3 separate regions of the Homo sapiens genome follow, and all the other regions are linked to region 1. A link is a contact called in ENCODE Hi-C or POLR2A ChIA-PET data. All regions are on one chromosome and are shown on one strand. The core of a region is the stretch at or near the end of the contact, and the rest is flanking DNA. Distances in the headings are between cores, read along the strand shown. Region 1 has its middle 54 kb from the start of DLG1. Region 2 has its middle 96 kb from the start of DLG1. Region 3 has its middle 19 kb from the start of DLG1.

The links. A loop is a pair of places that touch in the nucleus more often than their neighbours do. ChIA-PET counts read pairs that join two places held with the same protein, here RNA polymerase II (POLR2A). Pooled maps may share reads with other maps.
Region 2: a map of heart right ventricle shows a loop between it and region 1 (2.6-fold over the local background). The contact joins two enhancer-like sites. A Hi-C loop is called at or near these places in 9 of 168 maps with a recorded cell type or tissue (cardiac septum, gastrocnemius medialis, heart left ventricle and 3 more), 2 of 37 single-sample maps with no recorded cell type and 12 of 50 pooled maps. POLR2A ChIA-PET finds 5 or more read pairs at or near these places in 5 of 52 experiments (A549, AG04449, HepG2 and 2 more).
Region 3: a pooled map shows a loop between it and region 1 (2.0-fold over the local background). The contact joins two enhancer-like sites. A Hi-C loop is called at or near these places in 6 of 168 maps with a recorded cell type or tissue (MCF 10A, aorta, dorsolateral prefrontal cortex and 3 more) and 3 of 50 pooled maps. POLR2A ChIA-PET finds 5 or more read pairs at or near these places in 4 of 52 experiments (BJ, HepG2, MCF 10A and 1 more).

Annotation. Positions count from the first base shown.
Region 1 is chr3:197,350,309-197,355,431 of GRCh38, forward strand. No RefSeq gene overlaps it. Among named protein-coding and RNA genes, the nearest start is that of DLG1, 54 kb to the left of the region's middle. Within about 2 kb of position 2,288, at least 5 of the 41 ENCODE cell types and tissues checked have a DNase peak (open chromatin) inside an H3K27ac peak, as active enhancers do; they include heart right ventricle, where a contact is called at or near this core.
Region 2 is chr3:197,391,562-197,396,684 of GRCh38, forward strand. No RefSeq gene overlaps it. Among named protein-coding and RNA genes, the nearest start is that of DLG1, 96 kb to the left of the region's middle. RefSeq lists enhancers at 2,195-2,244, 2,509-3,010, 2,618-3,817, 2,735-3,614, 3,137-3,431 and 1 more. Within about 2 kb of position 3,175, at least 13 of the 41 ENCODE cell types and tissues checked have a DNase peak (open chromatin) inside an H3K27ac peak, as active enhancers do; they include heart right ventricle, where a contact is called at or near this core.
Region 3 is chr3:197,314,751-197,319,873 of GRCh38, forward strand. No RefSeq gene overlaps it. Among named protein-coding and RNA genes, the nearest start is that of DLG1, 19 kb to the left of the region's middle. Within about 2 kb of position 2,666, at least 3 of the 41 ENCODE cell types and tissues checked have a DNase peak (open chromatin) inside an H3K27ac peak, as active enhancers do.

The DNA.
Region 1 (5,123 bases), core at 1,038-3,537:
ACAGTCGTGAGTCACCGCTCCCGGCCTAAAATTTTTAATTGAGGTAAAATAGATATAAAATGTACCATCTTACCCATTTTAGGGATATGGTTCAGTAGTGTTAATTGCACTCACAGTGTTCTGCAACCATCTCCAGAACTATTTTTATCTTATAAAGTTGAAACTACAGCCATTAAACAACACATCCCCCTTCCTCCCTCCCCAGCCCCTGGCAACCGCCATTCTACATTCTGTCTCCAGGAATTTGACTATTGTAACTACTTCCTGTGAGTGGAATCATACAGTATTTGCCTTTTGTGACTGGCGTATTTCACTTAGCGCAACGCCCTCGAGTTTCGTCCATGCTGCAGCATGTGTTGGAATTTCCCTCCTCTCTAAGGCTAAAGAGTGTTCCACTGTGCACACCACATTGTGTTTACCTGTTCGTCTGTCGACGGATACTTACGTGGCTTCCAGCTTTTGGCTGTTGTGAATAACGCCATCACCCAGCTCCAGCGATTATCAACTCAGAGCCAATCCTGCTGCAGCGGTAACCCCACTCACTTCCCATTTCATATTATTTTGAAGTAAATCTGAATGAGGTATTTTACCATTATCTTTTCTGTTTGGTTGAAGATCACTCCCGTGGAGAATCAGAGCCCGAAACTAACAAATACTATTCCGCCCCAAATTGTTTAAATGTGTTTGGCATGAAGACGGAAGGCAGAGGAGGTGGGAGGCTGCCACAATAAGAAAGGGTGGATGAGGAAGGAGAAGTGGGTCAGAGAGCAGCTAAGACTTATCCCGAGGACGTGAGCTTCTGCTCTCCCTCGGTGCCACCTCTTTCCCCCTCAAACCTAGTCCTCGGGTTCTTGAAGCAGGGAAGACTCCAAAGATTCCAGACCACTGCAACCATCCTAGTTTTAGGGTCCCTAGTTTTAGGGCCCTGCCCAGAGACATCGCCAACATCTCACTGGCCAGAACTATGTCACATGGCCATCCCTAGCTGCCAGGGAGGCTGGGAAGTTAAGTACTTCAGCTTTCTAGACTCTGTGGTCATGATGGCAAGGGCAAGGGGCTGAAGTGGGTGTTGAGAGAGCCAACCAAGGTATCTGCCACGCGATGGCTCAGAGCCTGGGAACCATGACAATTTCTGTGAGCCGTGGCAGTTTGAGGCCTACAGTTCACTCTATGTCATTAATTGACTCTGTGTGTGTGTGTGTGTGTGTGTGTGTGTGTGTGTGCATGAGAGAGAGACAGAGAGAGAGAGAGGATAATTTGTGAGTGAACCCTTTGTTCTTCATCCCTTCTCCATCTTGTGCTCCCCCCATAGCCTAGGAACTTCCCCAGGTTCATGGATTTCTTGACCACTCACCGTCTGTAGACACCGTCTTCAGACACCATCTCAGCACTGAAGACACACTGTGAACAAGGCATGTGTGTAGCCCCAGCCCCCATGAAGCTTACAGTCTAGCAGGAAGGACAGCATTTTAAAAGTTGCTAAATGATAGGGACTTGTCCATGAAACTGAATTGAATCTGGTTTAGCTGGTCAACAAAGAGAGTCTAATTTGCCATTAGACTACCATTTTGGTAATCGCTAGTTCTGAATGTCTGGCATGTAGTAGGCCCTCAGAAAATATCTGCTGGGGCCGGGCGTGGTGGCTCACGCCTTTAATCCCAGCACTTTGGGAGGCAGAGGCGGGCAGATCACGAGGTCAGGAGTTGGAGACCAGCCTGATCAACATGGTGAAACCCCGTCTGTACTAAAAATACAAAAATTAGCTGGGCGTGGTGGTGCATGTCTGTAATCCCAGCTACTCAGGAGGCTGAGGCAGGAGAATAGCTTGAACCCAGGAGACGGACGTTGCAGTGAGCCAAGATCATGCCACTGCACTGAAGCCTGGAGTGAGACTGTGTCTCAAAATATATATGTATATATATATGCTGAAGATAGATATTTGAGTTTCTATTTGATATCCCTGCCTGGAGTTATCGGCTCTCTCAGGTCAGAGGGCATGGCGGATTTATTTTCGTGTCCTCAGTGTCTAGCTCAGTACTGGCACACAGTAGGAACTCGGGAAGTATTTGAAGAATGGAACGGAATCCCGTTTATGTCATCTATAAAGACCATCAACTTGGCAATTGGGCCAAAATCCTTTTTGGGTGTGTGCTCTCTGGGTCACTGTGGTACAATCAGAGCAATGAGTTATTTTAAACCTCATAAACTTTTTTTGTGTGTGAAGCCACAGTCTCATCCTGGCACAAAATACACACATCTTGTTCCCATGAGGTCATGGCCAGGGGAGATTAACTCAGAGAGCCTCGGCAGGTTTCCATATCTGTGAGTGTGGCAGCACGCTGCACTGCCTGGCTTTCCTCCATGCTGCCCTGCCCCCGCTGTGTCTGCAGGAGCAATGATTGAGGATGAGACCTCTTTCTCCACTGAAGGAAGGAGTGGGGCATTCACAGAGGAATGAACTGAGTGTCTTTCTTCCCTTTTTCTTTTTACCTTGTTTCCGAAATTTTCTCTGACCTGAGACCTGAAAGGCACATGCACGCCTCCTAATTGCTGTTGCCCCGGACGAGGAGTCTTCGGTGGACTCTTGCCTCTGTTCTTAGGCCTTGAGGTCAAGTCTGGTGGAAAAGTGCTCTGCCATGATGATGTGTAGAATGTCGGTTTTATCCCAATTCAAAAGAAACACAGCATAATAGAATTTTCTCAACTATGAATTTTTCTCTTACATGTTTTTCTTAAGCTCTTAATGGATTTCTTTTGACCACTGGTGAGCTGCAGGCACAGCAAGTGAACTATTTTGCCGAAGCTCCAGAGACATGACCGTGGGCCTGCGCTACCTGGACTGATTGGAACAGCATTGCTGCTGGTCATGCTCAGAAGCCACCTGCTGCCTGGAAGGCAGGGAAGGGAGGTCAGCTTGACCTGCTGCTTAATTGTGTCCAGATGTCTCTATACTCTGATCCACCTACAGAAAAGGACACTCAAATGTGAAAAGAACATCTCTACTTGACTCAGAATGTTTCTTCAGAGTGACAGTGACAGTGACAGTGAGGTGACAGTGACTGACAGGGAGGCGAGCAGGCTGGCTGGGAGCCTGGCAGTCCTAAGTTCTTATCTTAGCTCTTCTACTCACTAACTGTAACTTCGGGCAAGTTAACCTCTATGAGCCTCAGTTTCTTCATCTGTAAAATGGGGAGGTGACTGTTAGAGTTTTTGGTAGGATGGACTAAGCAGATACATGAAGAGTGGCTGGCAGGACCCCTGATTCAAGAGAAATGGCCGTGATTATGACTCTGATTCATATTGTATTGGTTGCTAGGTGGCTATTTTGTGGGGAGAGGGTGTAACTTGATCACAGGTATGTACGGCCAGAAGCACTGGCTCCAGCTGTCCTTTCAAAAGCTCTCAGGTTATGGAGTCGTACATTGTTCTACTTACTGTATCCTCATTAATTCTTGATCCATCCCTCAGCCCTTCTTCCCACTCACTTAGATAAAGCAGAGACCTGTGGTTTTCCTGCTGGCATTTTGTTCAGACACTGGTTTCTGAAGGTCTTTCCTGCCACTTGGAAGGATGGAGGAATACAAGGACTGAGAATGTTTGACTCCTTGGAGGGAGACACAGGGTTTCACGGGATTAGCTGACACAGCATGTAATCACCTTTCTGCTGCTCCCTAAGGCGGGGGGTGGGGGGTCTATTACTGTTGCTTCTTAAGTAAGCTTAGATGGAGCCTGGCTTCGCAGGCCCAGAATCCACTGCTGGACACTTTCCCTCCCTGGCCATGGCTTCTTGTGGCCAGAGGGGAATTCCCAGCAAAACTGTTGAGCCAACCTGGCACATGGACCCAGCCTAGCAGTCCACCCTACTCTGTTCTGTGGAGTCCGGGGAGGGTCTTGTTCTTGCTGGACATTTCCCCTGGGCACTTTATTCAAGAATGAAGGAACGAGAGACAGAGAGCTGAGTCTGAGAGGCAGAGAGAATCAAAGAGACAGAGACTGAAAGAGACATGCACACAGACAGAAAGAGACAGCGGTACAGAGAGAAACTAAGAGGCAGTCTGAGAGACAAGGAGACAGAGACAAGGAGACGACGACTGAAGGAGAGACACACAGAGAGACAGGGGGACAGACAGACGTGTGGGCAGAGGGAGCAAGCGAGAGACAGAGAGAGCAGAGTGTTAAAGGGACAGAAAGAAACAGAGAGAGACTGAAAGCAGAGAAAGAGAGACAGAGAGAAACAAACACACAGTGAGACAGAAACAGACACACACAGACAGGACAGAGAAGTAAACATAGAGGAATACACAGGCAGGCATGCAGAGAGATGGAGACGAAATCACACAGAGGCAGAGCTATAGACGGAGAGACGAGACACATTCAGAGAGAGAAAAAGCAAAGAGTTTCGGGGGAGATGAGGCTAAAGAGAAATGCCGGACTTGGCGGGAGACAGGACAAAGCAGTGGCTCAGCTGGGGACACGCACCGTTTGCACCAGAAGTCTTCACGCTCAAGTAGTTTCTTAGCTCTCAGCAGACAGCTGAGGATCGTCTCCAGACGACACGCTTCGGGAAGTGGGCCGGGCAGACTTACAGGGACAGCTGGGCTTCAGCTGTGGTTTACGGCGGCCAGCCTTTTAATCCAGGGCCAGGCCCGCAGGCAAGCTGGGGAGCTCAAGAGGCTCCCCCCGTAGCTCCCCGCTCCCAGGACCACGATAGGGACCCTGTGGGTCCTGTGGCCAGGGCAGACCCAGTTGAGGGGGAGGAGTATCCAAGCGCAGATACTCAGCCTGCAGGAGGCCTGGGGTCTGCAATCCACGGCAGCCCACACAGCCTTGGCTGTGGATGTAGGCCTCTGCTGTCATTTCAGGAATATGGGGAGCAGCCAGCCCCATTTCCTAAGCAACACCCCTGTCCTCACCACTCGCATGCCCACATACACACACGCACTTTCTAGTCTGCTGGGGGAATGGCTCCTTTTAGGCAGAGAGGGCTTAGTAACTGGAGTCAGCCATCGTAGAATCTCTGTTTCCCAACACAGCAGGAAAGTCAGGTGGAGAAATGTTCACCTGAGAAATCCTATCTGGTGTTCAGCGTGGTACTTCTGAAGGCCTGCAGAGGTGTGGGCTCT
Region 2 (5,123 bases), core at 1,925-4,424, 42 kb after region 1:
GCATTTGGGATAGTTTACTATCTGCAGCGCATTTGGGATAGTTTACTGTCTGCCTTGCATTTGGGATAGTTTACTATCTGCAGCGCATTTGGGATAGTTTACCATCCATAGTGTGTTTGCGACAGTTTACTATCTGCAGCGCATTTGGGATAGTTTACCATCCATAGTGTATTTGCGACAGTTTACTATCTGCAGCACATTTCGGATAGTTAACTCTCTGCCTTGCATTTGGGATAGTTTACTATCTGCAGCGCATTTGGGATAGTTTTCCATCCATTGCATATTTGCGAAAGTTTACTATCTGCAGCGCATTTGGGATAGTTTACTATCCATAGTGTATTTGCAATGGTTTACCATCTGCAGCACATTTGGGATAGTTTACTATCTGCAGTGCATTTGGGATAATTTAGTATCTGCCACACATTTGGGATAGTTTACTATCCATAGTGTATTTGTGATAGTTTACTATCTGCAGCGCATTTGGGATAGTTTACTATCTGCAGCGCATTTAGGATAGTTTACTCTCCATTGTGTATTTGCAATAGTTTACTATATGCAGCGCATTTGGGATAGTTTACTATCTTCAATGCATTTGGGATAGGTTACTGTCTGCCTTGCATTTGGGGTAGTTTACTATGTGCAGCGCAGTTGGGATAGTTTACTGTCTGCCTTGCATTTGGGGTAGTTTACTATCTGTAGCACATTTGGGATAGTTTACTATCTGCAGCGCATTTGCAATAGTTTACTATCTGCAGCGCATTTGGGATAGTTTACTGTCTGTAGTTCTTTTGCCCATTAGCTTGGATTCCTTGTCGTAGGGTCTCTTTTTGTCTGCTTTGCAAGCAAAAATCAGAGCCCCTGAGTCACAAAAGTGTGTAGGTACCTTTCCACACTAGTTTCTCCTCATTCAGGGACCCCATGGCTTATAAGAAGGTAAAGCTGAGTGGCTCTCAAGTGTCCCAGGAAAACAGTCCTTTCTGCATGTTTGATCTGCCAAGTTGCCAATATCTGATCTGAGCTCCTCAGAAGCTCCTAGGAGAAAGAGGTGACTCAGGGAGCAGAAATGATGGGCCAGAGAGAGAACCCTAATAGCTAGCTTCACAGGCCCATCTCTGTCTTTGCCCACCTTTCCTCACCCAAGTACAACAGTGTTTGGAGTGGCTTAGTGTAACCTAACTTTCAGTGGTCCCCTCAGGACTGGTAGGCCAAATTTAGAGCCCACACAAGGAAGTCTATTGGTCATGTGGTGTGCCTTGAAGCCTGCAGCATGTAAAAAGTTATATTTAATACCCTGGGAGAGACCAAATACAGGAAAGCCAGTTTGTGGGATACAATTATTTTTTCATAAGAAGCCTCTCTGCCTATGTGTTTGGTAAACTGTTAGCCCTCTAAGAGTTGGACTGTGGATTCTCTAGTCTTATAGTTAGACACGTGGACAAGCAGAACGTTTAAGAGTCAGAGGAACATTCCAGGATCTTCAACAGCCCTAAACAAGGTCATTGGCATCCTGCTAGATATGGTTGGCACAGAGCACACTCTGTGACTGACCCTCTCAATCAGCCCAGCATCCTGTCCAGTGGCCTGACCGAGGGCTGCACTGTAATCCTTGTTTCCTTTGAAAGTCTGGAATTCATAAGGAAATAGGGTGGGGGTAAAGAATGGATGATCTAATTTTCCAAGGGAGTATTGGATTAGTCAACAACTTGATCCCCACTGCTGAGATAGCTCCTTTTGTGAATATTTTACCTACCCACCTGCTAGGTCTCAAGGCTTCTGAAAGTACTCTTCCTAGACAACTACACTGAGCATCTTAAAACAGCACAGTCTGCTTCCTTCCCTCACTGATTCTGAAAAACGGAGCCGCTCCCAGTCCCTTTCGTATCCACCCTGACTCCAGGCAGGATAACACTGGATAAAGTCCCCTATATCCTTCAGCATAAAAATCCCAAAAGTCCACTCCAAGGCCTTCTGCCTGCTCTTGTTTAAGACACAGTGGCTGGTCTCTGAAGCAGCCTCTAGAGGCTCTGATGCCAGCCAGTACATTTAAAGATGAGCTAAAGGAAACAGAAGGGTAGTTGGTACACTTCTTTATCTCCCGACATTTGCCTGGAGCAAAAGAAAGAGGAGAATGATGCTGAGATTAAAGCCTCTCCCCTGGAGTGATTCTATGTGGCCTGTTGCGTTGGTGCAGAGAGGCAAGGCAATAAGGCCTTCTGGGGTTCAGCAGAGAGACAGGTCAAACAAGGGTACTGCCCAGGCTGCTGGGGCCCCAATCAAGATGTGACTCTTCTCCAAAGGGAGCAGATGACACGGGCCTCCTTGTACCAGTGTGGCAGCCAGCATGTGTGCAGGATGGGGACAGACACTCAGGATAGGCAGAGAGAGCCACATTACCAAGTAATCAGACTTGTTTACCACTCTTGAGGTAAATGTGGGAAGCCAACAACCAGCATTTTGTAGAGTCACTTGGCGGAAGAAACACCATCCACACAAGTCAATCAAAAATATATATTCTTGGCTGGGCGTGGTGGCTCACACCTGTAATCCCAGCACTTTGGGAGGCCGAGGAGGCGGATCACCTGAGGTCAGGAGTTCAAGACCAGCCTGGCCAACATGGTGAAACCCATCTCTACTAAAAATACAAAAAATTAGCTGGGCATGGTGATGGGCACCTGTAATCCGAGCTACTCAGGAGGCTGAGGCAACAGAATCGCTTGAACCTGGGCGGCGGAGCTTGCAGTGAGCTGAGGTTGCGCCACTGCACTCCAACCTGGGCCACAAGAGTGAAACTCCGTCTCAAAGAAAAAAGGTCTATTTTTAAAAACTACTAACTGAGAAAGAAGTAAGAGCCTTGAAGAAACAGAAAGAAGGAACCTGAGCATGCCACGGCAGGAGAGGATGAGAACGGCATGGAGAAGGGGGAGGCGCAAGCAGCTGGAAGCCCACGGCGGAATGGGCCGGTGCTCGGAGAGCTGTTCGGATGGCACGGGAGCTGATTGTCTTGACGTTAAGTTCCTCGGTGAGGAGAGAACAGAAGTTAATGGCACCCACCGGGCCTGGGTGGAGCCTCAGCACCACCAAAGAAAGCAGATTCTGCATTTGGAAAGCCTAGGCCCTCTCCTTGAACCTGGTTCTCAAGGTTTCGGTGATGAGTCACCTCGTTCCCCCTCACCAGCTTCTGTCTTTAGCCACAGCACTGACGTGTCTGAACCCGCACGCACCTCCTGAGCTGGAGCACCCGTCATCTTCACACCACAGATGACTAACCATGGCCTGCTCACAGTCTCCTCATTATCACGGAATGAAAATGCTACATGCCTGAAAGCTGAGGTTTTGGGAACAGGATGAGAAGAGCTGCGGAAGGAATGGAGATGCAGGTGGCAATGAGCTAAGCTTTTGACAGGCCCTCGCAGTCCTCGGGAGCAGGGGCCAAGTGACCACAGATCCAGAGAGAGTGCTCTCCTTGGCAGGGCCGCATGAAATCTCATTCATTACAGCCTCCGATTAGGTTCCCAGGCTCATTAAAATCTGTGTGCCATTCACTGTTTCTCTTGGATCAGACTGGATTCTACTGTGCAGAGAATTGCCAGGGCTTCCAAGTGTCCAGTGCAGGCCAGATAGCATCTCTTGGCTTCACTTCTTCCTGAAGTTTCTCCCTGTGCTTCTGTGTGCTCACTGCCAAGAACACAAGTCAGCATTCAGGCCCACGGCTGCCAGCTGAAACAAGGGCTTCTGACCCAGACAAAGCCCGCAGATAAAGTCCAAAGCACTTGAGCTAAACTTACTCTAAAAACTATGGCAGTACAGGACAAAGGAAGACACTCGGGTTAGACACAAAGAACCACAGCTAAGGCAACCTTTAAAAAAGGAGAGTGGGCTGGGCGCAGTGGCTCATGCCTGTAATCCCAGCACTTTGGGAGGCCAAGGTGGGCGGATCACTTGAGCTCAGGAGTTCGAGACCAGCTTGGGCAACATGGCAAAACTCCATCTCTACCAAAAAAAAAAAAAAAAGTTAGCCAGGCACAGTGGCATGCACCTGTGGTCCCAGCTACTTGGGAGGCTGAGGCAGGAGAATTGCTTGAGCCAGGAGTACAGAGGTTGCAGTGAGCTTCTCGTGCCATTGCACTCCAGCATGGGGGACAGGAGTGAAACCCTGTCTCAAAAAAATAAAATAAAATAAAATAGGAGAGTAAAGAGGAGCTTTTACTCTATCTGATAGAAAGACATATTATAGCCAGGTGCGGTGGCTCACGCCTGGAATCCCAGCACCTGGGGAGGCTGAGGCAGGAGGATCACTTGAGGCCAGAAGTTCAAGACCAACCTGGGCAACACAGTGAGACCCCATCTCTACAAAAAATAGAAAAAAATAATTAGCTGGTCACGGTGGCACGTGCCTGTAAGTCCAAGCAACTCAGGAGACTTAGACGGGAGGATTTCTTGAGCCCAGGAGGTTGGGGCTGCAGTGAGCCGTGGCTGCACCACTGCACTCCCCAGCCTGGGTGACAGAGTGGGAACCTGTCTCAACAACAACAAAAAAAGACATATTAAAAAGCCATCATAATAAAAACAGTAGTTTAAAAACCATAAAAATAGATCACCAGAACAGAATAGAGAGCTCAGATTCAGTCCCAACTTAATGTAGGATGAAGGTGAGGCCGGGCGCGGTGGCTCACATCTGTAATCCCAGCACTTTGGGAGGCCGAGGCAGGTGGATCATGAGGTCAGGAGTTCAAGACCAGCCTGGCCAAGATGGCAAAACCCCGTATCTACTAAAAATACAAAAAATTAGCCAGGCGTGGTGGCATGCACCTGTAATCCCAGCTACTCTGGAGGCTGAGGCAGAGAATTACTTAAACCTGGAGGGGCGGAGCTTGAAGTGAGCCGAGATTGCGCCACTGCACTCCAGCCTGGGCGACAGAGTGAGACTCCATCGCAAAAAAAATAAAAAATGATTAAAAAATAAAAAATAACATATAGGATGCAGGTGGTCCCGCACATCACGGGGAAGGACAGATTATTTAGTAAATGGCATTTGGGAAACAGGCTCATTGTATAGAGAAAAATAAAACTGGACCCCTACTTAACACTAAATACAAAAGAGGACTCTGCATGCTTTAAAAACC
Region 3 (5,123 bases), core at 1,416-3,915, 35 kb before region 1:
TGAGAAACCTTCCAGTTCCCAGCATACTGCTCCTAGGGTATTTAAACACCTTGGCATAAGGCTGTCTGGGGAGCGAGCCCATCAAACAAGTGTTGGGTTACTAGAAAGTCACCCTAGTTGAGAAGGAGACTAACAGGGATGGATGGCACAGTGAGGAAGAGAAAAAGAGAGGGAAGAAGGTGGTAGTAAGGACTGGGGCTCTCCTGGTTAACAGCCACTCTCTTGACATTTCCAGCTCCTTCTGCAGATCCAAGCTCACCTATATGAGGATTATTACTTCTTGGAATCAAAAGAAGTGATTGACACCATTACCAAAGCATTCTTTAAAGATCTGCCATTTTATGGGGTGCACCTAAGAATTCCTTTTTCTTTAATATTTTCTTCTAGTTTATGTGCTCAGTGAAGAAACATTAGAAAACAGAAAAGCACTAAGAAAAAAAAAATTAACCAAACTCACACAAGCCAAAGATAACAGCCAACTAACATTTGCTGTAGATATGTCTAGTATTTTCCATGCATATATATATATATATGTTTCTTAGAAAAATAGTATCATACATGTTATTTTGTAGTCTGCTTTTTTTAAGGAATTTACATTTATTTTATAGCTTCAAAAAGGCTTGGTGCATGATAATGACAGAAAATTAAGGATCTATACAAGGGATATTTACCCCCGGGAAGATGTATGTTACAACTCAGTTAATGCGTCAAATGTTAAATGTTGTGATACCGGCGTTTTATTTAGATGTTTCCCATTTATGATGATTGTTAAACATACATCACATGTCTACACAGACATACACCTTCCAAGCTGGGAATCAGGTCTGAGTGATCCTGTCGGTGTTCTGCCCACAATTTCATGAGTGACCTTAAGCAAATCAACTCAATGCTGCTTCTCTAGATAAAGTCCCAATCTTGTCTGGCACATCCAGCCGTAAAAACTCCTATCCAGTTCCCGGAATGTACCATGCTCTTCCGTGCTGCCATATTTTTTAACATCATTTTTTGGGGGGCCTAAAACACTCCTTCCTATCTGCCTCATTAACTCTTCATTATCTTTGTAAATTAAAAAAAATTTAAATTATAGTAAAATAGATATAAAATACACCATCTTACCCTTTTTTTTTTTATTCTGAGACAGAATCTCACTGTCACCCCAGCTGGAGTGCTGCACTGGCGTGATCTCAGCTCACTGCAACCTCTGCCCCCCCGAGTTCAAGAGATTCTCCTGCCTCAGCCTCCTGAGTAGTTGGGATTACAGGTGCCTGCCACCATGCCTGGCTAATTTTTGTACTTTTAGTAGAGATGGGGTTTCACCATCTTGGCCAGGCTGGTCTTGAACTCCTGACCTCATGATCCACCTGCCTCGGCCTCCCAAAGTGCTGGGATTAAAGGCGTGAGCCACCGCGCTGGGCCTTACCCATCTTTAAGTGTACAGTTCAGCAGTGTTATGTACATTCCCATTGTTGTGCACCCGATCCCCAGAGCTCTTTCATCTTGCAAAACTGAACCTGTACACACATTAAACAGTGTCTCTGCATTCCTCCCTCTCCCCGCTGCGAGCGATCGCTGTTCTACCTTCCGCCTCTAGGAATTCCACTGCTCTAGATGCCTCATGCACGTGGACTAATACGGTATTTGTCTTCTTTGTAGCTGGCTTATTTCACTTAGCATAATGTTCTCAAGGTCCAACCATGTGGTAGCACGTATCAGAATTTCCTTCCTTTATAAGGCTGAATTAAATTCCATTGTATGTATGTACCTCATTTTGTTCATCCATTCATCTATGGATGGACATTTGGGTTGTTTTTATTGTTGGTTGCTATAAACATGTGTGGACAAATTATCTCCTCAAGACCCTACCTTTAATTCTTTTGGGTATACACCCAGAAGTGAAATTGCTGGATCAATTGCTGATGGTCATTCTATTTTTGTAGCCTCCTTTTAAAACTTTGCTTTTTAGTACTTATTTTCCCCAAATTAATAATTTCTCAGGTAAATAAGAAACCAATCTTTTACAGAATAGTTTTTTTATCATCCATAGAGTGTTTTATCAAATGGCCATACTTATTAAATTGGTTGCTTCCAGATTTCCATTATGAAAAACCATGCTAGATAAACAAATGTTTATCCATAAGATGAATTCTTGGAAGTGAAATTACTGGATTAAGAGGTGTACATTTTAAAAATATTGATGCATAGTGTTATGGTATATGTACAAACTTCTAAAGGTTTATTTTTATGAAGCATCAGCCTCTGTTGCCAGCACTCTGTATAAGCAGGGCAAAGGCTGGCAGCTTAAGTACTCTCTAGTCTTTTTAAACTTTACCCTCAAAGAAAATAAATCTTTATACCAAAATTCTTATTCAGAAGTGAAAGTGTTATATAAGTCATCATTGACAGTAAACACAGTGAATGATCAGATCTTGCTGCTTAAATTTTAAATTAATATAAGTAATATCAAATCCATTTTTAAATGGTCCTCCCTCAGTAAACATAAAAAGTTCCTTCAAATTCATATATTATTTTTCAGATTACAAACCACTTCCACTTATGTTTTCTTACATATTCCTTATAGTTAGTTATTGTTTTCCCTGGTTTACACATGAAGAAATCGAGGCCCAGAGAAGTGACTTGCCTGAGGCAACAGAGCTGATAATCAGTGTCTTCTAGTTCCAAGTACATTGCTTTTCAAGCTGCGGATGACTCATCTTAACCAGTCCTTGAGGTCTTGTAGTAAGTAAGCATAGTGGAGACTTTTCCAAGCTTCTTTTTCAAACCAGAAAGAGGTAGTCGTGGTTTTTGGAAAGTAGCTAAAACTATGATTTAATAAGAGGGAATTTTGTAGCCAAAACCTAGTACATAAAATATAAATAGCCCTCCTTCTTTCCCCTAGAATTGTGCGATGCCCTTTGTGGTGCTGGTATGGCATGGTGTCAAACGTGTGGGCTCCGGCGTCATCCTGCTTGGACTGGAATGTTGGCACCAGGATACTAATTTTGTGATCTGAACAAGTCAACCTCTCTGCACTTCCATTTCCTTACCTGCAAAATGTGTAACAAGACCTCCCATCTCAGTGGAATGTTGTGAGGATTGGATGAGATAATGTCGGTAAAGTAATTAGCACTGTACCTGGCGCAGGCTCACTGCCTGATACATAGTAATCCTTACTACTAGGTGTTAAGGACCTAAGTAACACTGTTCCTCTGTTTTATCCTGGGGAGAAGGGTACATGAAATGGGCTAGTGAACAAGTTAAGAGAGAAAATAGCCTTCTCTGATCCCTCGGCTGATTAAAGAAGGTAATTAGAGGCTTCTCTAGTAAAGTGTAGGCTCATATCGTTCAGTTCAAATATTTTTTAAGTCTCCCTAGTTATTTCTTCTGTTACCAACGGGTTATTTAGTAGTTATGTTGTTAAACTCCAAATGGTTGAGGATTTCCATATATCTTCAGTTATTAATTTCTATTTTAATTCTGTTGTGATCAGAGACGGTGAATGTTCAATGTGTACTTTAAAAGAACGTGTATTCTGCTGTTTTGGGAAATATTGTTCTAGAAAACGTAATGAGTCAAATTGGGTGATAGTGTTCTTCATGTTTTCTATAACTGGTTTTTTGTAACTTGTTCATGTTTTCTATTGCTATTGTTTTTCTATTTACTTTGTCTATCAATTATTGAAATAGGACTTTGTGGAAAATTCTAACTATATGTGAATTCCTCTAATTGCCCTTTGCCCTTTGTTAGTTTTTGTTTCATGTGTTTTAAAGCTTTGTTATTAACTGCACATCCATCTAGAATTGTTACATCTTGCTGAATTAACTCGTCTACATTATGAAATACCCGTCTTTATTACTGTAATACCCTTGGTCCTGAAATCTATTTTGTCTGATATTAATATTGTTGCTCCAGTTTTCTTATAGTCAGTGTGTAATGTATCTCTTTCTACCTTTTTTACTTTTAACCAGCTTGTCTTCATATATTTAAACTCCTTTTTTTGTAGAAAGTATTAAGTTGAATGTTGCCTTTTTATCCATTATGATAATATCTGCCTTTTAATCAGGATGTTATGACTATTTACATGTAATATAATTACACTGATTACATTTAATATAATTAAATCAATTAATATAATATACTATAACATAATATAGTTAGGTGTAACTCTACAAGCTTACTTCTTTTTTTTTTTTCTGCTTGACTCATCTGTTCTTTGTTCCTTTACCTCTTCTTTTCCTGACCTCTTTTGGAGTAAGTGATTTATTTCTTAGGATTCTATTTTATCTCCACTGTTCCCTTACTAGCTATAATTCTGTTTTATGTTTTAGTGGTTGCTATAGGGCTTGTAATATGTATTTTTAACTTACCACAACCCACCTTCAAATAATATTAGCACTTCAAGCATAGTATAAAAACTTTACATCAGTGTATTTCCATTTTCCTTCTTAGGTCCTTCATATCAATGCTGTACATTTTAGATTCCTATTTATTGCAAAATCCACAATATGTCATTATTAACTTTGCTTAGAACAGGCCATTTAAATTTAAATATAGTAAAAATCGGAAAAAATCTTTTATATTTACCCACCTATCTACCATTTTCAGAACTCTTCATTCCTTAGGTAAGCCTGAGTTTCTGTCTGGTTCCTTTTCCTTCTGCCTGAAGATATTCTTTTTAACATTTATTATAGTGAAAAATCTGCTGGCAATTACTTCTCTCAGCTTTTTAAAATCTGAAGATGTCTTTATTTTATCTTTGTTTTTAAGAGATATTTTTTCCACAGGCTTTAGGATTCTAGGTTTGCCATTTTTTGTTTTCTTTCAGCAATTTAGAAATGCCTTCCCATTGCCTTCTGGCTTGCATTATTTCTGGAGAGAAGTCATCAGTATTTTTAAAAATCTTCGTGCCTCTGTATGTATGTCTTTTGTTGTTGTCGTTGTTGTTGAGACGAGGTGTTGCTCTGTTGCCCAGGCTGGAGTGCAGTGACACAATCTCAGCTCACTGCAAACTGTGCCTCCCGGGTTCAAGCGATTCTCCTGCCTCAGCCTCCCGAGTAGCTGGGATTACACGTGCCCACCACCACACCCAGCTAATTTTTGTATTTCTAGTAGAGATGGGTTTTCAC